3 separate regions of the Homo sapiens genome follow, and regions 2 and 3 are each linked to region 1. A link is an interaction called in ENCODE POLR2A ChIA-PET data of the cell type or tissue named here. Cell type or tissue: GM12878. All regions are shown on one strand. Each heading gives the region's core, and the rest is flanking DNA. Links, peaks and the distances in the headings are about the cores only.

The links. Peaks named below come from ENCODE experiments on the same cell type or tissue, not always from the same donor. Only the 100,000 strongest peaks of a DNase experiment are listed, where the experiment ranks them.
Region 2: POLR2A ChIA-PET joins it to region 1 with 6 read pairs; 2 of 35 experiments call an interaction of 5 or more read pairs at or near these places.
Region 3: POLR2A ChIA-PET joins it to region 1 with 5 read pairs; 2 of 35 experiments call an interaction of 5 or more read pairs at or near these places.

The regions. Positions count from the first base shown.
Region 1 is chr9:20,580,130-20,584,129 of GRCh38, forward strand. The region is part of intron 2 of MLLT3 (MLLT3 super elongation complex subunit); the gene reads right to left. Among named protein-coding and RNA genes, the nearest start is that of MLLT3, 40 kb to the right of the region's middle. In GM12878, for the core only: no CTCF peak of the experiment used is centred there; a DNase peak (open chromatin) is centred at 2,212; H3K27ac peaks cover 399 bases.
Region 2 is chr9:20,644,217-20,655,505 of GRCh38, forward strand. No RefSeq gene overlaps it. Among named protein-coding and RNA genes, the nearest start is that of MLLT3, 27 kb to the left of the region's middle. In GM12878, for the core only: no CTCF peak of the experiment used is centred there; no DNase peak of the experiment used is centred there.
Region 3 is chr9:20,632,459-20,643,747 of GRCh38, forward strand. No RefSeq gene overlaps it. Among named protein-coding and RNA genes, the nearest start is that of MLLT3, 16 kb to the left of the region's middle. In GM12878, for the core only: no CTCF peak of the experiment used is centred there; a DNase peak (open chromatin) is centred at 8,153; H3K27ac peaks cover 1,320 bases.

The DNA.
Region 1 (4,000 bases), core at 1-4,000:
CATTCACACAGGCACAACCCCAGCCATGCTAATGGTCATAAATGCAAATGCTATCCACTACTTTACTCTTTCTTCCTTGGGAGCATTTAATTAGCATTAACTCTTAAAACAAAACAGAAAGGTTAAATCCCTTCTCTCCATTTATGGAAATTAATAATAATTTCCATTGCTGTAACTAGACAGTGATAAGAGTCCCATCTAACACTTTGCATGTTACGTTAGTTAACTTGACTTTTTTTTTTTTAAGCTCGATTTCTTAGAGAAAATCTCTTGAAAAATACCCTTGCACAGACATGCTCCAACTTCTTTCAGTCTTGAATAAATTCAGACTGGGACTCACCATTGGAGAGCCAAGACTCTTCATAAAACAAGTTCTTAGACTCTCTTGGACAGTTTTTTTAATCCATTTGCTTTGAGCAGTTTTATCTGGAACCTGTGCACACTCTGCCTATAATGGTTAGTCCTGAAGAAGACCAAGGCTGCTAATCAAAAAGTGACTAGGGATGGAATGACTTGAAATATAATATAGTTTTCCTTTCACATAGGCATGGCTTATCAATGTTTTCTTCACACACTCCTTCACAAACATGGCTAGAGGTAAAGCCTTGAAATAAAGCAGTCAAAATTCATTTTTGTATAAAATATTTACTGTATTAGACGTAGCATTCTAATCATACACAGCAATGTGTAAGGAGAGCACCCCTCCCTCCAGTTCAGAGGAACTGAACCAGAACTACAACAATTTACACAGGGCTAACCTGCCTAACCACCTGAACAGAAAAGCCTCTGTCAACATATTTTGTTTTTAAACCTACATTATATTCCAAACAAGCAATGCATGCCAAGCTACACTGCATTTGGTAATTTGTACAAAAGGATATTGCCAAATTCCAATACAAAATGACTATGAACACACCCGTTTATTTTGGTGCTTCTTTAAATTCCATTTATCAGTGGATTCATTTATAGTTTAGGACTGCTGAACGAACCTTTCAAGACCATGTTTCTTTTTGGAGGATAAACTCAATCTGTCTTAAATATAGCAAAGTTCAACAATTCAGACATTGCTGTTTCTCAAGTTCTTTGATACACAGGTGAGAGTGGTAAGTTAGTGTTTATTTTAGGATCATTTATGGTAAGTGGGAGTGGGAAGAGATTTTTAAGCAAGAAATTACATAAACAAAATTAAAGAGGTGTTAAACAAATTCTTTCTTTCCCTTTAGAAATTTAATTTACATACTGACAATGTAAACACCATCCACAGCAGTACTTTGATCTGCTAATTACAAAACATTTTTATCTTTTCATTAAATCAGGAGTTCTAAGAGGCCACTTTAATGACTTAAAGGGCAACGTAAATAAGTCTTCCCTAATTCACACCAGAAATTCACTTGGAATTTTTTTTCCCTTAAACTAAAGGATCTATGCAATTCTTTAACTCTTGGGATGGTTGACTCCTGTATAGTTGATTAAAATATTCAACCTGTTTAGGCCCCTGGCAGCCAATCAGAGACTGGACTTTGAGGATTCCATCCACAGTTGATGAAGCACCTTAAACTACCTCTCATATAAGATGCAGGAACACTATGCAATTCTATCAGGTACAAGGAAAACATTTAAAATTCAACATTTCTACAGAGCTAATCCTTCAATTTGGTAAGAGGAATACCATTACCTCTGGCTATTTCTCTAAGTGATCAACAACAACAACAGAAATGCATTTAAGGCTCTATATCACTATTTAAGGAGAGCAACCCTCTCTCAGGTTTAAAAGAGCCTAACCTTTTCTCTCCTATTTTTGAAACCACAGAACAAAGTTCTATATCTGATGCTCAATCCAGCCGCAATGAAAAATATTTTTAATTTTTTATATTAAATTATTCTCCTTACAAAACTAAGGTGAATCCAAAATACTCTTTTAAAAAACCAATAAGCTGTACTTTTTAAAGCAGTTTTAGGTTTCAGAAAAATTAAGCAGAAAGTACAGAGAGTTCTTACATATTCCCTCTCCCCACTCTACCTGGCTCTCATTTTCCCCTATTATTAACATCTTGCATTGGGGTGGTACATTTGCTACAACTGATAAACCAACATTGACACACTATTAACTAAAGTCCATCCCTTACATTAGGGTTTTCTCTCTCTGTTGTACGGAAGTTCTATGGGTTTTGACAAATGTATAACGTCATGTAACCACTCATAACAGTATCAAAAAAAGTAGTTTCACTGCCCTAAAAATCCCACCATGTTCTACCTATTCGTCCCTTCCTTCCTCCCCACCAAACCCCCAGCAACCACTGAACTTTTTATTGTTTTCATAGTTTTACCTTTTTCAGAATGTTATAAAATTGAAGTCATATAATATGTAGGCTTTTCAGATTGGCTTCTTTCAATTGGCAATATGCACTTGTATCAGTCCTGTTTCACCCTGCTGATAAAGACATACCCATTTCATGCTGCTGGGAAGAAAAAGAGGTTTAATTGGACTTACAGTTCCATATGGCTGCGGAGGCCTCAGAATCATGATAGGAGGTGAAACACACTTCTTACATGGCAGCAGCAAGAGAAAAATGAGGAAGAAGCAAAAGCAGAAACCCCTGATAAACCCATCAGATCTTGTGAGACATACTATCGTGAGAATAACACAGGAAAGACCGGCCTCCATGATTCAATTACTTCCCCCTGGGTCCCTCCTACAACACATGGAAATTCTGGGAAATACAATTCAAATTGAGATTTGGGTGGGGGCACAGTCAAACTATATCATTCCACCCCTGGCCCCTCAAAATCTCATGTTCTCACATTTTAAAACCAACCATGCCTTCCCAATACTCCCCCAAAGTCTTAACTCATTTCAGCACTAACCCAAAAGTCCACAGTCCAAAGTCTCATGTGAGAAAAGGCAAGTCCCTTCTACCTATAAGCCTGTAAAATCAAAAGCAAGCTAGTCACTTCCTAGATACAATGGGAGTACAGACATTGGGTAAATACAACCATTCCAAATGGGAGAAACTGGCCAAACAAAGGAGTTACAGGGCCCATGCATTCAAATTTTAAAGCTCCAAAATGATCTCCTTTGACTCCAGGTCTCACATAGAGATCGTGCTGATACCAAGAGGTGGGTTCGTGGTCTTGGACAACTCTGCCCCTGTGGCTTTGCAGGGTACAGCCTCCCTCTCTGCTGCTTTCATGGGCTAGTGTTAAGTGTCTGTGGCTTTTCCAGGAGCACTGTGCAAGCAGTCGGTGGATCTACCATTCTGGGGTCTGGAGGACAGTAGCCTTCTTCTCACAGTTCCACTATGCAGTGCCCCAGTAGGGACTCTGTGTGGGGGCTCCGACCCCACATTTCTCTTCCACACTGCCCTTAGCAGAGGTTCTCCATGAGGGTCCCACCCCTGCAGCAAATTTTTCCCTGGGCATCTGGCATTTCCATACATCTTCTGCAATCTAGGCAGAGGTTCCCAAACCTCAATCCTTGACTTCTGTTGCACCCACAGGCTCAACATCACATGGAAGCTGCCAAGTCTTGGGGCTTCCACCCTCTGAAGCCAGACACCAAGATGTACGTTGTTCCCTTTCAGCCATGGCTGGAGCAGCTGGGACACAGGACACCAAGTCCCTATGCTGCACACAGCATGGGGACCCTGGGCCCAGCCCACAAAACCACTTTTTCTTCCTGGGACTCTGGGCATGTGATGGAAGGCGCTGCCATGAAGGTCTCTAACATGGCCTGAAGACATTTTCCCCATGGTCTTGGGGATTAACATTAGGCTCCTTGCTACTTATGCAAATTTCTGTAGAGGGCTTGAATTTCTCCCCAGAAAATGGGGTTTTCTTTTCTATCACATTATCAGGCTGCAAATTTTTGAAACTTCTATGCTCTGCTTCCCTTTTAAAACTAAATGCTTTTAACAGCACCCAACTCATCTCTTGAATACTTTGCTGCTTAGAAATTTTTTCTGCCAGATATCCTAAATCATCTCTCTCAAGTTCAAGGTTC
Region 2 (11,289 bases), core at 819-4,818, 65 kb after region 1:
CCCTTTAGAAACCCTGGCTAATCCAGCTAGTAAACATGACTTTGTCTTGGCTAAAAATCTCACCAACACCTCTCATTCAAGAAGAATTTCATCGCTCTAATATTGTATTTCAATAGACACTATAAAAGGTGCTAGTATTGGATCCAGTTTAATTCCAAACTAATTAAGCTTGGACTAGAACCAACTGCAATGAATCAAAGCAATCAGCACCTTTTACCCAAAATTATACAGTAGGTTAATCTAGCAAAAGGAAAGAATACACATTTCAGGCCAGGGTCATTATGTTAGTCAATTATCTTTTTGTGCAGGGGACAGAGACTAAGGGATCATAGGGGAGGATTTATTGGAAAGGTTCTGAGATAGCTCACAGATTCTGAAGAACCAGGGCCGTTTTAGGGCCTTCAGTGACTACAACCAGAATCTTAATGCCACCTCTTTCTTCCTACTGCCTTCTTTCCCTCTGGCTGTCAGCTTTATGCTTCTTGCATATGTACACTTCTGAGAAAAGGGGATACATTTTATGCCTTTAAAGGTTCTAGAATGGGAATCTGGGTCAAAGAATATGGATCTTTTACAAAGTTCTTGATATGTTGCCAAATTGCTTTCTAAAAAATACATACTGGTTTAGACTCTTAATAGGAGTGTACGATCATGCTTATTTTTGAAACAACCTCACCAGCCTTAAATTTTGTATTTTCATAACTTTTCTAGTAGAATAAAATGATATATCATTGAAATTGTTAACTTTTTGTATTATAGCAGTAAAAGTGAATTGTTTCACATATTTATTGGTATTTATATTTCTGCTTCTGAGATTTGTCTGCACATTGTACTTTTTTCCATTGAAGTTTCAGTGTTTTCATTATTGATTTAAACTACTACATGCTTTTTGTCAGATATATTGAAATATTTTTCTACTTTATAATTTACCTTTCATGTTTTGATGGCTTCTGTTGTGTAGACTCGAATTTTTCATGTAGTCAAATATCCGATGTTGATTCCTTTGTGGTTTAGGCCATTGATTTTATACTTAGACAATTATTCCTTCAGCTCAAGAACAAGTAAATAGTTCCCTAAATAAACTCCTAGTTTTTTAACCTGCACTTTGGCAAACTTTTGCCATATTTCAGGCACATGTTTTAGTAGTCATTGGTTTGTCTTACAGTGAACACTTTTCACATTTAATATCTGGAATTTATTTTAGTATATATTGCAAGTTGACAATTTAACTTAAGTTTTCACAGTTAACCAACGTATTGAATGATTTTTCCTTTACATATTGCAATGTGATGTCAACTTTATTATTTACATCAGTTTTATAAGTAAGAGATAGTATATATTTCTGGCTATTTATTTTGTTTCAAAGATATGCTCATAAACATTTACACTAGTAATACTGTGTTTTATGTGCTGTTTTAATGTCTGATGGGGCAAGTTCTTGAATTAGGACTCTTTTGGTTAAAAGAAAGAAAAACTTATTTAAGTTACTTTAAGAAAAAGGGAGAATATCCATGGACCCTGTGCCCAGAGGCAAGGATCTCTTTGACAAGGAGAGAGAGCTACAGAGCCACTCCAATTGCATCCTTTTAGCTGGGAGAATGCTTAATAGCTGTTCACTCTTCCCCTCACCAATTTTCCTTTTTTTTTTTTTAATTTCCTCACTCTTTTCTATTTTTTTTTAAGCTAATCAACTGTAGAATCACCGTTTCAAGCTCCAAAAGGTATCCTATTTGGATTTTGATTGGAGTTGCATTAAACCTATAAATTAATTTGAGAAGAACTGACATCTTTATAATAGTCATTGCTACCCAGGAACGTGTGAGGACTTCCCATTTATTCAAGTCTTCTTTTATGACCTTAAGTAAAATTTTGTAGTTTTACTTATATAGTTCCTGTCCATTTCTTGTTATGGTTATTCTGAAGTATTTATATCATTCATTTCTAAGCCAATTACAATCTGACTTCTATCTATTAATCTTAATTCTTTTGTTACTAAAAAAAAGAGGGGGGAAGTAGCGGAAATTATTTGAAGGACATTAAGGAAGCTCATAGAATTAAGTGAATAGAATTAAGATTCAAAAAAAGGTGGGGCAGATATTTCTCTTTCACAGGAGTGCATGCGCCTGCTCTCTCTCTCCATTGCTCATGTTTCATCTCTACATATCTCTGTATATTTACTTCATTCTGATATTTCCATCATTCAGAAGGAAAAAAAGATGTTTTCTCATTAGTTGCAGACAGAAAAATTCCATGCAAATGTTCAGATTGGTCTAGCTTGGGTCATACGCCTTCTTTTTTTTTTTTTTTTTTTTTTTTTAATGAGACAGAGTCTCACTATGTCTCCAAGGCTGGAGTGCAGTGGTGTGATCTCGGCTCACTGCAACCTCCAGTTCCCAGGTTCAAATGATTCTCCTGCCTTGGCCTCCCAAGTAGCCGGGACCACAGGTGCACGCCATCACACCCAGCTAAATTTTTTGTATTTTTAGTAGAGAAGGGGTTTTACCATGTTGGTCAGGCTGATCTCGAACTCCTGACCTCAAGTTATTCATCCACTTCAGCCTCTTAAAGGCTGGGATTACAGGCATGAGCCACTGTGCCCAGCCATATGCCTACTATTGAATGCTGCCTATCTCTACAGCCAGGAAGATGTGATGCTATAATTAGCACAACCTGAATCATGTGCCTGCTCCTGTGGACAGAGAAGCAGGATTTGTTGCCAGATGTAGAAGAGAAAGGCATTCCGGGCAGACAATAGCCACGGCATCCACTGACATTGTTGCTGTCAAATTTGCCTGTGATCACCTTTTTGCTAATTACAATGAATACTTTTCAACTCTTGGAATTATTTTAGTCTCTGAAGACTTTGATGCTGTTGACAACTTCTTGAAATTCCCTTCTCCTTTTGTTTTAGTAATGAATTTTCTTGTGTTTTTTCCTCTCTTTAACTCCTGCTGTTCATTTTTATTCCCTTTTTTAGAACCTTTTTTCTTTTACTCACCCTTGTTATTGGTTTTATCCAGGCTTCCATCTTTGATTTATTTATCTTCTCCTTCTAGAGTACATTATTCTGGATTATCTCATCTAATCCTATGGCTTCAATTATAACCTGCCCATGGATGATTCTCAAATCTCTTCCTCCAGGCCAGCTCTCACTTTGCGTGTTTAGGCTCAGCCTCTAGTAATAAGGAACTCACTGATTTAGCTACAAGGAAAAATGGGGGGTTGAACTATCTCTTGGCCACAGGAGACACTGAACATATTGTTAATACTCTAGAAACTGTGTCCTATAAAATAGTTTATTTTTAAATCTCTGCTATTCTTGAACACTTTGTTGTGCTTTCAAAGGAAGAATGTTTTCTCATTATTTGTACTTCATTTCTAATGATCTGATAGAAGCCAGAACAAGGCATAATAATTAGAAAAAAATGCTGGAATGGGTATCTAACTCAGGATTACGGTGGGGATCCAGTGAGATAATTGATACATGTAAAAAGTATTTGATAAGTCATAAACAGCCATATATTACCAATTTGGACCAAACAAGGTACCCTCTCTCTCTAAGAGATCCTGAGTGATTTCATTAGTCATTTAAATTTAATTTGATGCACAATGAATAGTCATAGTATATAAAATACATCTATTTCAACCCCAAAGCCAGCATCATGTTAATGGGAAACATCTGGAGAAGTCCCATTAAAATCAGGAGCTAGGTGAAAATATCTGTCACCTCTATTTGACACTATTTTGGAGACAGTAGCCATCACAAGAAAGGAGACAGAAATGAGAAGTATAAAAAGTGGAAAGGAAGAGGGCAAAATTATAATTATTTGTAAATATTACTATTGCATTTCTGAAAAACTTGAGATAACTGAAAAATTACTACAGATGATAAGACAATTCAGTAAGTTGGCTAAGTATAAAATTAGCATACGGAAATGAATAGTCAATTCATTAACGTGTATTAACTGTTAGTTTAGAAGATATAATGGACAAAAAGATTCCATTTACAAAAGCAATGAAAATGTAGAAAATCTATTTGAAAAAAAAACAAAAACATTAAGCTGCAACTAAAGTCTCAAAAGAACTTTGAACAAATGGAAAGACATAGCATATTCTTGAACAGGAAGACATTATCACACACAGATTGATCCAATAAAAAGACAAGATGTTTTTATTTCAGCCAATCAAATTCTAAAGCTTATATTTAAAAATAACAAGCAATAGTATCTAGGAAAATGTAGGAAAAGCCTAGAGTGTGAAGGTCAACTAGCTTTTTTATATCTTAAAAAGAATCAGTGGAATAAATGAGAATATTCAGAAACAGAATTTAGTAAATTATAAAATCAGCCTTTTGAATCAGTGGCAAAAAAATGATTTATATAAAAATACTATTAGGACTACCAATAGACATCTAGAAAATATAAGAAAAATAAATTTGGATCTGTATCTCCTAACTTACCTCAAAACAAATTCAAGTTGGCTCAAATATTTACATGTAAATAAATGAAAACATAAGAGAGCTAGAAGAAAGCTCTAAAGACTTCCTTTTAAAAAAATTGGGGGATGGGAAAGCTATTTCTAAATATGTCATAACATTCAGAAGCCATAACAGAAATGATTTAAAAATTTGATTGCATAAAAAATAAAAATAAAGTTCTGCAAGATAAACAAAAAAGTCAAAAGACAAATGACAAACTTGGAAAAATATTCGCTAGTTATAACATAGGCAGGTGCTAGTCTTTCTAATACAGAGAGAGCATTTGAAAATCAGTAAGAAAATGACCAAGCTGGGCATGGTGGCTCACACTTGTAATCCCAGCACTTTGGGAGGCCGAGGCGGGTGGATCACCTGATATTAGGAGTTCGAGACCAACCTGGCCAACATGGTGAAACCCCATCTCTACTAAAAATACAAAAAATTAGCCAGGTGTGGTGGCAGACGCCTGTAATCCCAGCTACTCGGGAGGCTGAGACAGGAGAATTGCTTGAACCTGGGAGGCATAAGTTGCAGTCAGCCAAGGTTATGCCATTGCACTCCAGACTGGGCAACAAGAGTGAAACTCTGTCAAAAAAAGAAAGAAAGAGAGAGAGAGAGAGACAGAAGGAAAGAAAGAAAGAAAGAAAGAAAGAAAGAAAGAAAGAAAGAAAGAAAGAAAGAAAGAAAGAAAAAGAGAAAGAAAGAAAGGACCTTTAGATATATAAAATGATGCTCAGTCTTATTCACAAAAACAGAAATGCAAATTCCAATGGCTGGAATATCATTTTAAAGTTATTGTATTAGCAAAGATATAAAGGTTTGATTAGACAGTGTGTTCTCATACATTCCTAGTTGAGTGTAAGTTGGCAATTTGCCATTATCTCACAGAATTAACAATGCAACTCAACAGCTTTCCTCCTGGGAATTTATCCGAGACTTTATTCACTCATGTATGAAATAGATTACTCATTATAGCATTGTTTATAATACCAAAAGATTTCACCCATAGAGTGTATACATAATAATGTATCCCTACATTGGGATACAGTAGCTATGGGGATCATCTTTATGTGATACAGGATGATCTCCCTGATCTAATGTTATTCAGAAAAAGCAAGGTGCGGTAAGTATAGTATACTATCTTTTGTTTAAACACAGGATGTAAAATAATGTAAATTGTGTTTTATGTATAAATTATCTTCAGAAAGATACATAAAAACTCATATTAGGTGCCTCTAGAAAAGGAAACAGTATAACTGGATTATAGCCATAGAGAAGAGCTTTCTTACTTTGTACCCCTTTTACACTTTCTGTTTCATGTGAATGTATATAATTCTAAAGTGTAAATATAATTAAATTTTAAAACATTACCCCATTTTCTCATTTATACAGCAGTTATTTGCTTATTATAGAAATGATAAAATAACTCTAAGGCTGCAACCTAAATAATGATTTTGTCTGAAGCAAAATATGAGCTTGGTGCTACCTCATAAATGGCAGCACAGTACAAAAGTCCTGGAGGGCAGAAAGTGGGAGGACTGGGAGGTAGAACAGAAGTCACACTTAAGGCATTAGTCTCCCATTTGGGAACTCAAACACATAACGTGGATTTTCCAATACCAGACTTAGTTATCTTCAAAAGTTGTTAAACTAATGTCCCGATGTAACCAATATCTCTTTGAGATATAAGCATGAAACAGTTCTATGGCTTCCAAAAACTACCACCACTGTGCTCAGTTGAAATGCTCTTTGTCATTGACTGGCTTTCCTCATCAATGTCTTATCCCATAATGATTAGTTACTCTCAAATATTTATTTATTTATTTATTTATTTATTTATTTATTTATTTATTTATTTGAGACAGGCTGTCACTCTGTCACCCAGGTTGGAGTGCAGTGGCACAACTGTAGCTCACTGCAGCCTCAATCTCCCAGGCTCAAGTGATCCGCCTGCCTAAGCCCCCATTGACCATCCCGCAGCTCCCCACCTCAACCTGAGTAGCTGAGAGTATAGACACGTGCCACCACACCCAGCTGATTTTTGTATTTTTTGTAGAGATGGAGCTTTGCCATGTTGCCCAGGCTGGTCTTGAACTCCTGGCCTCAAACTATCCTCACGTCTAGGCCACCCAAAATATTGGAATTACAGGTGGGAGCCACCGTGCCTGGCCTACTCTCAATTATTAAAGTCATCCCCTTTAGGCTGTAAAGTGCTGTTTGCTTTAGTTTATCTTACAATATTTACAATTCTTTTTGTACCACATGACTCAACATGTACAAAGTGCAAAAAGGCTCTATAAATTAGCCAGGTGTTTTGGCACATGCCTGTAATCCCAGCTACCCAGGAGGCTGAGGCAAGAGAATCACTTGAACCTGGGAGGTGGAGTTTGCAGTGAGCCTGGATTGTGCCACTGTACTCCAGCCTGGGCAGTAGAGCGAGACTCCATCTCAAAAAAATAAACAAAAAAAAGCCTCTATGGTGAAGAGACTTCTTCCCATCCTTTACTCACAGATCTTTCCTTTACTCTTGGTTATGAAGGTTATGCAGTGCACAACTCTAGAAGGCTCGATACACTTTGCATTTATAACAGTATTTCTCAACATTTGATGCAATTAAAAAATAATTGAGAGTCCTCTTTAAAGGTAGATTATGATTCAGTAAGTCTGGGATAGAAGCTGAGATTCTGCATTTCCAAAAAACTCTCAGGTAATGCTGATGCTGCTGGTCTGGAGACCACACCTTTGAGTAGCAAGAGCCTATGTAATTGATGCCTCTGGAAGGTTGTAATTCCATCATGTGTGGCCTTACATGGAAGCCCTACGTTGTTTGCCTCCCCCAAGGTTTGCAAGTTTTATTTTATTTTATTTTATTTTATTTATTTTATTTATAATGGAGATGAGGTTTCTTTCACTATGTTGTCCAGGGTGGTCTCAAACTCCTGGGCTTAAACAATCCTCCTACCTCAGCTTCCTGAGTAACTGGGACTACAGGCATGAGCCACCATACCCAGCTCCCAAATTTTCAATATTCTTCCAAACATGTTCTACGTGTATGTAAGCATATACATACATAAATATATATTTAATTATATACACATATGATAGCATATTACATACATTGTACTACATTTTGTTCTCCACCCATTACCCTTCCCCAACTTAATATGACTTGGAGCCTGTTCCATACTGGTAAGTGTAGAGCTGCCTTGTCTTTTTAGTGATAAAATATTATTACATTGCACAGTGTAACTGTCCTTTAGGAAATGAGTTTTCAAATGGCAGGAAAGCAGGCGACCCCTCTGACACGCTTGGTCTCAGCTCTGCCTCCCTCTCCCTCTGACACTTGTCTTCTTGTTCCAGCAGCATCTGGCCTGACACATCTATCCCACCTCTCCCCCATTGAAGAGATAAAAACGGGAAGACATGGTTACACCACAGTTCTGTACTTCCCTGAACAGATGACCAAGATTAGTCAAACCTTGTATGTAAGTGTCTGGTGCTACAGCCGGCAGTTTACTGACTTAATATATTGCATCTGTTTTCAGCTATGGGGTCCAAGAATATATAAAAGATACATCTAGGCCCTGTTCACCACCATTTTACATATACTAGTTATGATCCATTTGGCATACCTCTCTCCATTTTTTTTTTAAGATAGGATCTTGCTCTGTTTCCCAAGCTGGAGTGCAGTAGCATGATTCCAGCTCACTGCAACCTTGAACTCCTGGGCTCAAGTGATCCTCCCATCTCAGCCTGGAGTAGATAGGACTATACCCAGATAATTTTTTTTAATTATTATTTTTTGTAGATGTGAAGATCTCACTGTGTTGCCCAGGCTCATCGTGTAATCCCGGCTTCAAGCTATCCTCCCACCTTGACTTTCCAAACTTTTGGGATTACAGGCATGAATCATTGCACATGGCCATGTTATATTTTATATTCACCATTATTATATTATAATTATGTTATAATTATAATATTTTATATATATAATATATATTTATATAAAATATATAATATTATATATATAATTATTTTTATAATTATATATAAAATATAATTATTTTTATAATTATATATAAAATATAATTATTTTTATAATTATATATAAAATATAATTATATTACAATTCACCATTTTATATTCAGTTATTATTACTATTGGTGGGGTGAAAGAAGAACTATATATTTCTTATGTTCTTTCAAGAACCTTTACTAATCTATTTGTTAGTAATAGCATTGATAAATTATTACAGAGAGATGGATAAATCATGTGCCAATGGGCTAAAATATGGATAGGGCCAGATTCTAGAATGGCTCTATTAGTAGTAAAATTCTGGTATTCAGAAAATCCTTTAACTTTGCAGTGCCCTAGTATAGAACCATTAGCTGAGAAACAAAAGTATACAGAGAAAAGAGTTAAGATTACTAAGGTACAGTATTATTTCTCATTCATTATTACCTTTTAATATATTAACTCTGGAAGTTTTTTCAATCTGATGGTTTATCATTTTGGCTGATTAGAAGCATACCTTGGACATATTACAGGTTCAGTTCCAGATCACTGCAATAAATATCAGAATAAAACAAGTTACAAGAATTTTTTTTCCCAGTGCATGTAAAAGTTATATTTACATTATACTGGAGTCTATTGAGTTTGTAACAGTATTATGTCTAAAAAAAAGTACTTACCTTAATTAAAAACACTTTATTGCTATTAATAAAACACAATATTTATTAATATATTACTAATAAAAATGCTAATAATCATCTGAGTCTTCATTGAGTTGTAATCTTTTTGCTGGAGGAGGGTCTTGCCTCAACGTTGATGGCTGCTGACTGATCCGGGTGGTGGTTGCTGAAGGTTGGGGTGGCTGCAGAAATATCTGAAAACAAGACAACAATGAAGTTTGCTGCATCAATTAACTCTTTCTTTTGCAAAAGATTTCTCTGTAGCATGTGATGCTGTTTGATAGCATTTTACCCACAGCAGAACTTCTTTAGAAATTGGGGCCAATCCTCTCAAACCCTGCTTTCTTTGCTCATCCATAAGAAGCAACTCCTCATCTATTCCAGTTCTATCATGAGATTACAGCAGTTCAGTCATCTTTAGGCTCCACTTTCTTTTTTTTTTTTTTTTTTTTGAGACATAATCTCACTCTGTCGCCCAGGCTGGAGTGCAGTGGCAAGATCTCGGCTCACTGTAACCTCCGCCTCCTGGGTTCAAGCGATTCTCCTGCCTCAGCCTGCTGAGTAGCTGGAACTACAGGCGTGTGCCATCACGCCCGGATAATTTTTTGTATTTTTAGTAGAGACGGGGTTTCACCGTGTTAGCCAGGATGGTCTAGATCTCCTGACCTCGTGATCCGCCCACCTCGGCCTCCCGAAGTGCTGGGATTACAGGTGTGAGCCACCCGACCCTAGGCTCCACTTCTAATTATAGTTATCTTGCTATTTCTGCCACATCTGCAGTGATTTCCTCTACTGAAATCTTGAACCCCTCAAAGTCACCCATGAAGGTTGGAATCAACTTTTTCTAAATTGTTCATGTTGATATTTTGACCTCTTCCCATGAGTCACAAATGTTCTTAATGGCATATATAATGGTTAACCCCTTCCAGAAGGTTTTCAATTTACTTTGCCGAGATCCACCAGACAAATTACTATCTATGGCAGCTGTAGCTTTACAATAACGATAGTAATAATAAAAGAGTTGAAAACTGAAATTACTTCTTGATCCGTGGGCTGCGGAATAGATGTCGTGTTAGCAGGCATAATAGTAACATTCATCTCCTTGTACATCTCCATCACAGCTCTTGTGTAACCAGGTACATTGTCAGTGAGGATGAAAGGAATCTTTTTTTTTTTTTTTTTCCTGAGCAGTAAGTCTTTACACGGGGCTTAAAATATTCGGTAAACCATGCTATAAACAGAAGTGCTGTCATTCAGGCTTTGTGATTTCACTTATAAAACAGTGGCAGAATGGATTTAGCATCATTTTTAAGGGCCCTAAAATTTTCAGAATAGTAAGTATGCATTGGTTTCAAATGAAAGCCATCAGCCCCTAACAAGAGGGTCAACCTGTCTTTTGAAGCTTTGAAGCAAGGCACTGACTTCTCCTCTTTAGCTATAAAATTTCTAGATGGCATATTCTTTCAATGGAAAGGTGTTTCATCTACACTGAAAATATGTTGTTTAGTGTTCCTCCTTCATCAGTGATCTCAGCTAGATCTGGATAATTTGCTGCAACTTTTACATCAGCACTTGCAGCTTCACTTTGCACTTTTATGTTTTGAAGATGACTTCCTTCTTTAAACTTCATGAACCAATCTGCTAGCTTCTAAATTTTCTTCTGCACCTTCCTCATGTGTCTCAGCCTTCATAGAATTGAAGAGAGTTAGAGCCTTGCTCTGGATTAGGTTTTGGCTTTAGAGAATGCTGTGGCTGGTTTGATTTTATATCCTGACCGCCAAAACTTTCTCCGTATCAGGAACGAGGCTGTTTTGCTTTCTTAGCATTCATGTGTTCACTGGAGTAGCTCTTTTTAATTTTCCTCAATAACTTTCCCTTTGCATTCACAATTTGGCTAACTGATGCAAGAGGCCTAGCTTTCAGCCTACCATGGCTTTTGAGATGCTTAATCGTTTTTAGCTTTTGATTGCTAGTGAGGGATGAGTGACTCTTCTTTTCACTTGAACGTTTAGAAGTCTTAGGGTTATTGGTCTAATTTCAATATTGTTATTTCTCAGGGAATAAGGAGGCCTGAACAAAGGGAGAGAGATGGGGGAATGTCTGATCTGTGGAAGCGTGGAA
Region 3 (11,289 bases), core at 6,154-10,153, 58 kb after region 1:
CCAATCCTCATTTTTCCAGTTGGGATAAATCAGAACATTCCTGATTCTGGTTTTACCATAGCAGGAGTCTTTAGCTTCATTCTTTTCCCCTCCACTCCAGTATTTTATCATATTGGTTGTTTTGAAACGCTGCTTTGTGTTTCATGGGTTGAAATTCTGAAAAATTAGATCTGAAGGTAATTGCTGAGGCTTTATGATTTAATTTTACATGTTTGGAGACGAGTTCATTGAACTTACAAGCAGATAAATGAAAAATGCTACAAAATGGCATTAAATCAGTCTTAGCATTTTTTTCCTTTTAAAATATTGACCTAAATATATATTGGCTAAACTTCTCCTTAATGTCAAAGATAAAATGATTGAACTCTCGGGTATAAGCAAGCCCACTTGGCAAAACTGGGGAGCAGAAGTAATTCTGAGCCAAGCACATGTCTCAAAAAGGAAGTTCTTTGACACGAGAGGTTGTCTCCAACTGGCAGAGTTCAGGAATAGCAGACTTGCCCAAAATAACAATTTTGAGCCATCTTACTCTATTGTAGAAATAGAAAAAAAATCATTTCAAAATAATTTTTCATTAAGCTAATAGTAGAAAATGTATTTAACTTAAGAATAAAGATGGCCCAAAGTAGCTGTTAAGTCAAAGGTAAAAACAACAATATTTTTAGAACCCCAAAATCAGTTTTCATGTTTGTTTGCTTTTTCTTTCAGTGAATACATATAGTTTTCTAAGTACTCATTCTCTCTCAGATAATAAAACTAAAAGCCTGGCCTTTTTGAGTCATGAAAGTTCTCATCTACTAGTCACTTAAAAGCCATTTTTAGAAAAGAATGTGTTTTGCAAAGAATAAAACCATAATAAATGGAGGACATATACAAGAAGGGGGAGGGAGAGAATTAGTTATAGACTATGATTGTTTACTAAGTAAAAAAGTCTCTACATGACACAAAATTATCTTTGAGAACATGAAGTAGTAATTGCAAAATTATGTCACGCTGAAATTACCTAAAATTATTCTGGCAAGACACATAAACATGTAAAACACCAGTCGCCTTTATCTGCAAGGTTTAAAAGAAATGTGTTTATGAATAAAATTCCATGGCTAAGACAAAGGATATGAGGTGGTGGCTGGAGAACTGAATTGAACCTATATCCTATAGTGTTTGAACTGAACAAAATTTTTGGCTTATTTATTTGTTTAAGGTAGTGGATAATATGTCAAGTTTGGAAAATGTTACATAAAAATTCGAATTCCCTGCTTCTCCTGGGGAAAAAGTAAATCAGAAATCTGGCCACCCAGGGCTTACCTATCCAGAAGACTCAGCTGAAGCGGAGTTCAGGCTACCCCCTTAGACTAGGTACTCCTCCTCTAGTTGTCCACAGTTCTGATTTCCCCAATTTACTCATTTACTCAAGCAGCCCAGCTCTTGAGGCCCTTTCTGTGGTAGTGAAGATAATCTCATCCTTAGGGTCCTGTTGTTGATATAGAACAGATGTGGGTAATGTATGGTGGGCGAACTGTGGCCAGGAAGTCGAGTCAGACTCTAAGTCTGTTAAAGAAAAACTTTTACATCTTTGAATAGTTGAATACAATTTTTAAAAGGATATTTCATGACAAGTGAAAATTATTTTAAAATTCATATTTCAGAGCCTATAAATAAAGTTTTATTGAAACATAACAAAGGTCGTTAGTTTTCATATATCTATGGCTGCTTTTGTGCTACAAGGATAGAATAGAGTGGTTGCGACAGAGACCACATGGCCCACAAAGCCTAAAATGCTTATCCTTTTCAAAGAAAAAAAATTATTCAATGATACCTATTAAAGCACAATAAGGAAGACTTTACTCAGCATCATTGAGACAGGTACAGGAACCACTACAACAGAGCCTGGCAGTGGAGGCGGAAACTGGGTTCAACTCCAGATACATGGGCAAGTGGAAATTCGTAGTCGAGGAGCAGGGTGTGGTTGGATGGAAATCACTAAGAGGAAACATCAGGGGCAAAAGTGAGTCTGGCTAAACCGACCTAACAGGATTTTTGTTGAAGGCAGGCCAGGGTGACCAGACATCACCTGGAGGATGGTGGAGGATGAGAAGCCTGATCAGATATTGAGATGGTCAGATTCCAAGGGTAGGGGTTCTTGCTAAAACTGAGTTTAATTAGGAAGTGCACAAATGGGCCTAGGAGAAGGTTCAGCAGACTGACTAAAGTTTGGCCAAGCAAAAAATCTTTGTCAGTATCTGGCCTTTATGGGAAAAGTTTGCTGACCCAATCTAGAACAGTGTTGTTCAAAGGTAATATAATGTGAGGCACGTATATAATTTTAGATGTTCTAGTAGCCATATTTTTAAAAAGCAAGATGATAAAATTAGTTTTAATAATGTATTTTGTTTAACCCAATATAACCAAAATATCATTTCAATTGAAATTAATTTAAAAATTATTATTGCTATCTTTTACATTCCTTTTCATTCTGCCTTTGAAATTCAGTGTGTATATACTTGCAGTTGTGAAAGTTATCAGTATGAAAATGGAGTCACTAATATAAAACCCTAACTTAATGGAGCGGGGATGCCGTGAAGGAGGGGTCCTCACACATGTATGCCTATAATGGGAACTATGCAAGGAATTCCTCGAAACTGCAGTAACCTGATTTCACAAGGACCCTTGCCTAACAATGGCTATTTCCACCAATAAGCTAACAACTCCAGCAACACGACCCTGTAATCAATGGTCTTTGTTTCAAAATGACTTATATGGACATTTATTTTGCCTTTAAAAGCTTCCCCTTTGCCCCAATTCTCTTGGATGCACCTATGTTTTTCATAGCACATGTATCCCTCATTGCAATCCCTTGCTACTCCTGAATGAACTCTTTGCTTTGTAGAGTTGGTCTCTCACTGATTTTAGGTTGCCACAGTGTATCTCCAATAGGATTAGCCACCTTTCAAGGGCTCAATAGCTAAGATGGTGCTAGCATGTTGGAAGGACATCACAGATTTAGAATTTAAGAATATTAGACGGCAATAATTTAGCAAATAAATTAAATAAATTATGATTTCTTACACAATAAAGAACTCAGAGGTGTAGGAAAAAGAATAGGAACAAAGTCCCAAAGACTTCTAGGCTTAAGGGTGAAAGAGGGTTGGGGTGGGGAAAGTGAAAGTGGGCTATGAGAGATAAGGCTGCCTAGCTGAATAGACTAGCCAATGGGAGAAGAAGAGAGGATTTTTAAGAAGTATTGGAGGTCTGTGAGTCCTTTTCATGAGGTTCAAAGAAAACCTAAAGGTCTTGGTATTTAAAAATATTTATGTTCACATAGCATTCATTTCTTGTCAAAAGAACTGCTCTGGATTTGAACCACAAGGGATTCAAAAACTTTTTTTTTTTTAAAGCTTCAGACTATTAACAAATATTTTAAAGTAGGAGGCTTTTAGTCAAAAGGTTGTAGGCTGGGAGATACATCTGTGATCCAAAGCTTTCTCATTTCCATAGAACATGGCCTGAATACTTCTTGCCTTCTCTAGGACTGCCCATACCCCTGCTTTGAAGGAGGGATGGCTAATCTGATGGGTGAGGGTCTGACATTCATTGAGTCTTTCACTTCTGGTGAAAGTTTCCAGTAATTAATAGCCACCGGCCCAAGATCTCTTTTCCCTCCACACTGTCAGCTGCAACACAGGCTCTGCTTTTGCATACCCTCTCTGGTGGCAACAGACATATAATTCCAATACAATACAGTCATTGTTAAACAGGGCTCTGATCAAGGTAGAGTAAGAGCAGAAAGGAAAGAGGTGCAGGGTTTGGAGGAACTCGTTCACAATTGGACATCCTCCTTTACTATCCACATCACTTTTTAGTCATGCTATTTTGTAGTTCAACATTACTATGGTGAAGTTATTTTGAGTATGTATTGTTTTATGTGAAAATTAGATGGTAAAAACTCACTTAAACAGTATATACATATAAATGTGTAGATAAATAAGAATTCACTTTTGTAAACCCCTAAGATAATGGCAAAAATTAAAAACATTGCTTGGACAATGCGATTATGCCCAGAAAAAAACCGTGTCTTCCATAAGTTTTTGATTTAACACACACTTATATATGTCAGACACTGTTGTAAGCACTTTACAAATATTAACTCTTATTCCAACAATACCTCCATAATGCTGGAATACTTTTACTTCCATTTGAGACCTGAGCTAGTAAGTAGCAATGTTCTGGGGTGACCACTGTCCTTGTTTTAGTACTGACAAGTCCTGCATCCTTATAGAACTCCTCAGTCCCAGCACAACCAGCATGGTTGGTCATCCTAAAATTCAAACCCTGGCAATCTAATTCCATACTCCAGGCTATTAACATGTTTTCTCTCTTATAACAGTGCAGGGATAACTCTAGTAAATATAGAAACACCATGTGTAGAAATGGACCAAACAAAAGCAACCCTGAAATCTGGGCCTGCTACAAGATGCTCTACTTATAGACGCTACAAGTAGAAATTCACCTTCAACTCACCTAGTCTCCCAATAAACACTCTGGAATGTACTAGGGTTGATTTGCATCAGTTGCTTGCAGCTGGAGAGCTGCAAGGCAATTGCAGAATCTTCAGAAAGGCAGAGGGAGGAGCAGGGGGATTGGAAATCCTCTGATAAAATGGCTTAGAAGATGACTCACTCTTCCTAAGTAGGACCCAGTGGCGAACTTGAAAAGTCTGTAAATCCAACTGGGAGTACTTTATGTTGTTTTCTGCTTTGTCTGACTGTTTCTGTACATTTATATATTCATGGCTATTAAATAAACTTCCGTTGTCTGTGTCTTTTGGCCTTTTCCTTTCAATCACAGTAACAGCCTTGTTGTGACAGCACCACACTAAGAAGACTCTGTCAAGGCAGGGAGCCCAGAGGACAGAGAAAATGGCTGGGTTGTCCCATGGGCAGATGTGAAAAATACCCTAAAACCTCCTTCATGTGGTGAAGGATGCAAGTAAAAGATAGGAAATATATCAGCAGGGCCTTTGAGTCTAAGCTTATGCAATCACCTCTCAAATCACTTGCTTTTCTCTTCCACCTTGGCATTCCAGGAGGAGCATCACTACTCTCCACCTGTCTTCTTCTTTGGCCAATAGTAGGTAAAAAAAGAGCCAACAACAGAGTAGGATTCCTCTCCCCCCAATTCATATCTCGCTTCTCCTATAAAAAGACATAGAGAGAGGAAGAAACAATAAATACTATTTAAATAAATGATTGTGCTTGGTTTCTTCCACCTAGATTTTGTGTAGAACTACTTGCTGTGAGAAAGTAAAAAAAAAAAAAAAAAAAAAAAAAGCCTAATTGAGATTTGCATATTCAAATACAAGACAAGGAAAATGCACCCAATCTGAGATGGGAGCTTAGAGAAAGAATAACTGAGGCATTAACACTTGAGATGATACTGGAGGGTAAGAGTTTATCACAAGGATGAGGAGAGGGTGTCACAAGGATGAGAATGAAATTGGGAGCAAACATTTAACAGATATTCTTCCTTCAGCCTGGAAAGACACTAGGAAGGGTGGGGGTGGGGGGGCACTGAGAAAGGAGAAGGTATGGCAAGCTCAGTAGCTATACTTATTCTAAGGTCTGACTGAAGGAAAGTGTTGGGAGATGAGGAATCTCCTCAGAAAGGGTATTCTGTTCATGCTCAACAGATTAAGAGTTTTCTATGCCTGACAAGAAACCACTGAAAAAATTTGAGCAGAGGTATGATATAATCAGATCACAGTATGAGAATATTTGTCACAGTCCTCAGGAACGTGCCATGCAAAGCCATGGTTACTGGCAAACTAGTTATTAAATGGACCAGAAAAAGAAAAACAAAACATTGAAGAGCTCTTCAAAAGGGAATATGAAACCAATGAAAACGATGAAAATATTTAAATATATGAAACAACATAAGTCAAAAAATGTTAAGGCTGGGTGCAGTGGCTAATGTCTATAATCTCAGCAGTTTGGGAGGCTGAGGTGGAAAGATTGCTTGAGGCCAGAAATTAGAGACCGCCCTGGGAAACACAGAGAAACCCCGTCTCTACAAGGAATTTTTTTTCTTTTAATTAGCTGGGCATGGTGGTGTGCACGTGTAGTCCCAGGTACTCGGGAAGCTGAAGTGGGAGGATTGCTTGAGTCCAGGAGTTTGAGGTTACAGTGGGCTATGATAGTGCCACTGCACTCCAGCCTGGGTAACTGAATGAGACCTTGTCTCTAAAACTAAAAAGCAATAAATAAATAATAAATAAATCAATAAATAAATAAAAAGAGAAAATAAAGATTTTAAACTATGTAAGCTAAAAATGTACTTAAGGATGAAGAAGAGATAGTTCACAGAATGAACAAATTCTTGACCTCAATACTGATCCAGTAAGGATCAGGGAGCATGCATTTTCCAAACTGTCTCCAACAATAGCAAATAATGGTCAATGGCTGGATATTCTAAACCAATGTAAAGTAATGTATAGAAAAGTCATAAGGACTGGCTTTTGGTCTCTGATTGCCTCACTAAATAGCACTTTATTTTGTTTTTTATTTTAAAAAGTAGAATGAGATTTGTTTTAATCCTTAGCATATATGTTTATTGGGCTTTCTGCAGGTTATTGACTTTTTTTTAGAGACAATCTCACTCTATCCCCCAGGCTGGAATGCAGTGCTGTGATCATGGCTCACTGCAGCCTTGAACTCCTGGGCTCAAGTGATCCTCCCACCTCAGCCTCCCAAATAGCTGCCACTGCAGGTGCATGCCACCACACTCAGCTAATTTTTTAAAAAGATTTTTGTAGAGATAGGGTCTTACTATGTTGCCCAGCCTGATAGGTTTTTATTTATTTATTTACTTATTTATTGTCATAGGGTCTCACTATGTCACCCAGGCTGATGTACAGTGACATAATCATGGCTCACTGCAGCGTCAACCTCCTGGGCTCAAGTGATCCTCCCAACTCAGCCTCCTGAGTAGCTGGGACTACAGCCATGCACCACCACACCTGACAAATTTTTGTATTTTTTGTAAAGACAGGGTTTTGCCACGTTGCCCAGGCTGGTCCCAAACTCCTGAGCTCAAGCGATCTACCTGTCCCAGCCTCCCAAAGTGCTGAGATTACAGGTGTGAGCCACAGCTCCCAGCTCCAGGCTGGCAGGTTATTGACTTAAAATTTCAATTTTTACATTCTTTCCTAATGTTTCATCACAGTTTATTTTCTAAAACTGATATTCTATATATGGTTTTATTTAGTTTAATACTTGTTCATTGAGAAATATTTCTTGAATGCCTATTTTTTTTTCCTTAGGCCCTAAGGAACCAATAATTAATAAAGACAGATGGACAAATCTGGCTGCTGTCTTTATGGAGTTTACAGTCTAGTGGAAAGCAAACAATTATAATGTTATATGTGTAAAGAACATGACAGAAACTCAGCTTGCCTACCCAATATTTATTCGCCACATCTTTCTTGTGAAGAGAATCCCAGCTTAGTTAGGGGTAAGCAACATGCCCAATTGTAGCAGATTGTATTTCCCCAAAATGGCCACAGTAATATTTTGTTTTTTGTTTTTTTTGTTTTTGAGATGGAATCTCAGTCTTGTCGCTCAGGCTGGGGTGCAGTGGCACGATCTCGGCTCACTGCAACCTCCGCCTCCCAGGTTCAAGCTATTCTCCCGCCTCAGCCTCCTGAAGTAGTTGGGATTACAGGCATGCGCCACTACATCTGGCTAATTTTTGTATTTTTTCAGTAGAGACGGGGTTTCACCATGTTGGCCAGGCTGGTCTCAAATTCCTGACCTCAAATGATCCACCTGCCTCGGCCTCCCAAAGAGCTGGGATTATAGGCGTGAGCCACTGGGCCCAGCCCACAGCAATATTTTGGTCCACTTGCTCTTCCATACCTCGCCACCCCCAGATCAAGTTGTAAAATCGACTTCTCTTCCCCTTTAACCAGGCAGACCTTTGTATTTTCCACAATGAATAGAATACAGCACAAGTGATAATGTGTGACTTCCAGGTCATAAAAGGCGATATGGTTTCTACCTCAGTCTCTCTTGGGACCCTCACCCTTGGGACTCAGCTATCGTGGTGTGGGAATCCAAGAACCCACATGAAAAGCTCATGTGTAGGTGTTCTAACCACAGTTCCAACTGTGTGAGTCTTCTTGGCCGGCAGCCAGCAACAATTGCCTCTAGGCTGATGCCAAGTGAAGCAGAGACAAGCTGTCTCTGCTAAGCTTTGCCCAAATGGCCTATTTGTGAGAAAAACACATTTTCATTCTAAGCCATTAACTTTTGAGTTGGTTTGTTTCACAGTAATAGAAACCTGGAAGATCTGCTTAAAAAATTGCTTTACCCAGCCTTCCTGGCAGATTGGTTAGGCATGTGACATAATTTTGACCAATGAGATAGAAAGAGAAGCCCATGGGTGAGGCTTCTGAGAAAGACTCAGCAGATACATGACTGTAAGATCTGGACCCTTTGTTCCTCCTTCTGCCTACGGCGCAGTGACAGCTAGAGCTCCAGCACCATTTTGTAAGAATGAGAACAAGAGCCACACTTTAAAGATTCCAGGACAGACATGTAGAAAAGGTGCTCAGCATTTTTAATCATTAGGGAAATGCAAGTGAAAACTGCAATGAGAAATCATTTCACACTTCTAAAAGGACAAACATTAAAAAGATTGACACACTAGATTTTGATGTGGATGTGGAACAAGTAGAATTTGCATACATTTCTAGTTGGAGTATAAAATAATACCAATCTTTGATAAACTGTTTAACAGTTTCTAATAAAGATAAAAATATACCTATTCTATGATCCATCTGGATTCAACTTCTAGGTGTTTATGAAACATAAAGACATATCTTCACAAAAAGACTTACGTAAGAATGTTCATAGTAGATTTATTTGTTATAGGCCAAAATAGGGAATAGTCCGTATGTCCACCAATATGAAAATTGGTAAAATGGATAAATTGTGCCACATATACTACATTGGAATACTGTTCAGTAATAAAATAAGAATGAACTACTCATATATGCAACAACATAAATGAATCTGAAAAACGTTATGTTGAGCAAAAGAAGCAAAATACATGAATATACATATACTATCTGATTCTACTTACATGGCATTCCAACACATGCGAAACCAATGAATTGTGGTAGAAATTAGAACAGTAACTGCATTTTAGAGGAATTGACCAAAAAGGCACAAAGGAATTATTTGGGGTGCTGGAAAAGTTCTACTTTGGAAACCAGTTGGGATATTGGTTACCCAGAGGTATACAGTCATCAGAATTCATCAGACTACTCACTAAGTTATGTATACTTTACTAGATGTATATTATAAAACATTAGTTCACTAAAAATAAATATGGTCATACTTTTCAATGGCTTATTTACTAGTGAGATCCACTGAAAGGAGCTATGACTTAAATATTATTGATTTGCTGTGATAGCTAACTTACAGCAGCAATGTTTAAACTAATACTAGGAATGAAAATATTTTGGTGACCAGGTCTCACCTACAAGTAAAATACTATCTCCAATTCGTTTACCCAAAACAAATATATTCTATGTTCTACATCAAAACATGTTCAACATGTTTTATTTCTCCTTTTCCCAAGCTAAGATAACCATAACAAGGTTATTTAGGCAAATCCCCATACCAGCAACTGACAGGGTTTCTTGATAAAGGTGATATCTCAGCTGAGATCTGGGTTACAGAAGGATTTATCAGCCAAAAAGGAAGAGAGAGAACAGAAGTAAAATGAAGCCCCAGGGACAAGGGAAAAATACACACACACACACACACACACACGCACACACACAGGAGAGAGAGAGAGAGAGAAAGAGAGGTGGAGAGACAAGCAGGCAGTCAGAAACAGAGAGATAAAGAAACTGAAAGATGGTCAGTGTCCATTGAAAAGGCTTAAACAACTATCTAAACAGGAGAAATAGTGCTTGATTGAGAAAGAACACAGAGAATCTTGAGAAGTATCTTCATCTGGATGGTGGTTAAATGGGTATGCACATATGTAAAACCCATTAAACTTTACATTTATATTAGCACACTTCACATATTTACTGTACATATGTTATACTTCAATTTCAAAAACAGAGAGGACTGAGTCCTAGACGACAGTTAAAAGGAGGTATGTGGAGAAAAGTGGCTAGAATGGAGATCTGTTTAGGTGGTAGATTTGATTAGGCCTGGTGACAGTTTGGATGAGAGAGGGAAGAATATAAGTATGAGACACCTTCACTTCTGAGTTGGGCAGCTGGTTGAATAATGGTGCAAATAACCTAGATAGGAAGGAGGAAAGTTTAGGGAATGCGGAATGGTCAGCTTTGGACATGTTAGGGTTCTGAATAACATCTAAATAGAAAAAGCATCTTTGTTAGTGTGGCTGGTAACACAGGAGCGCAGTTAAATATTTGTGGAATAAATAAATGCTCAGTAAACAGTTGAATAACTAGGTGTGAACATCAGGAGAGAAATCTGAAGTAATGAGACATATTTAGTAAACCTTAGTGTTAGAAAGTGCTGTTTTTCTATACAATAGAGCTTTAGCTGGGCACACGATTCCCCAAATATAGACTACATTTCCCAGCCTCTGTGCAGCTAATTGTGGCCATATGATTAGGTTCTCATTTGTGGGATTTATTAGAAATGATGTTTTCACTTTCTCAATTATGCCTTTTGTAGGAAAGAAGCATGTCGCTGCTTCCCATGGGGTTGAATGCAAATATGATAGTGAGGTCATTTTGACCACATGGATGAGGGTCGTACCCAGTGGCTGTCATACATTAAAAGGACCTCAGGTTCTCTAACCTACTGGGCCACCATATTATTCCTGGACAATATACACAAAATATTACATGAGAAATAACTCTTTATCTTATTTGAGTATTTTTTGTCTCTTGTTACCTCATTCTAGCCTTTATCCAAGCTAATCCAACTATTATTAAAACCAGGGGAGAATGTGACTAATGAGAAGTATCAGGAGAGTGTGGAATTGTGAAGGCTAGGGAAAAGGACAAGAAAAGAGTAGTCCACCGTGTTACAGGCTTTTCAAGGAGGAAAGGATTCATAAGGCATCACCTCAGGATGTTGAATTTTATTGTGTTTGGATCATTGTTACCTAATCACTTAACCACAGCACCGCACGAAGCAGCTCTATCTCACTAATTAGGCTAAGTCCAGTAAATTTCTTCTAATTTTTGTTTCTGATCTATTTTGGCTGGTGTGAATGTTAAGACTGAGTGTCAACTTG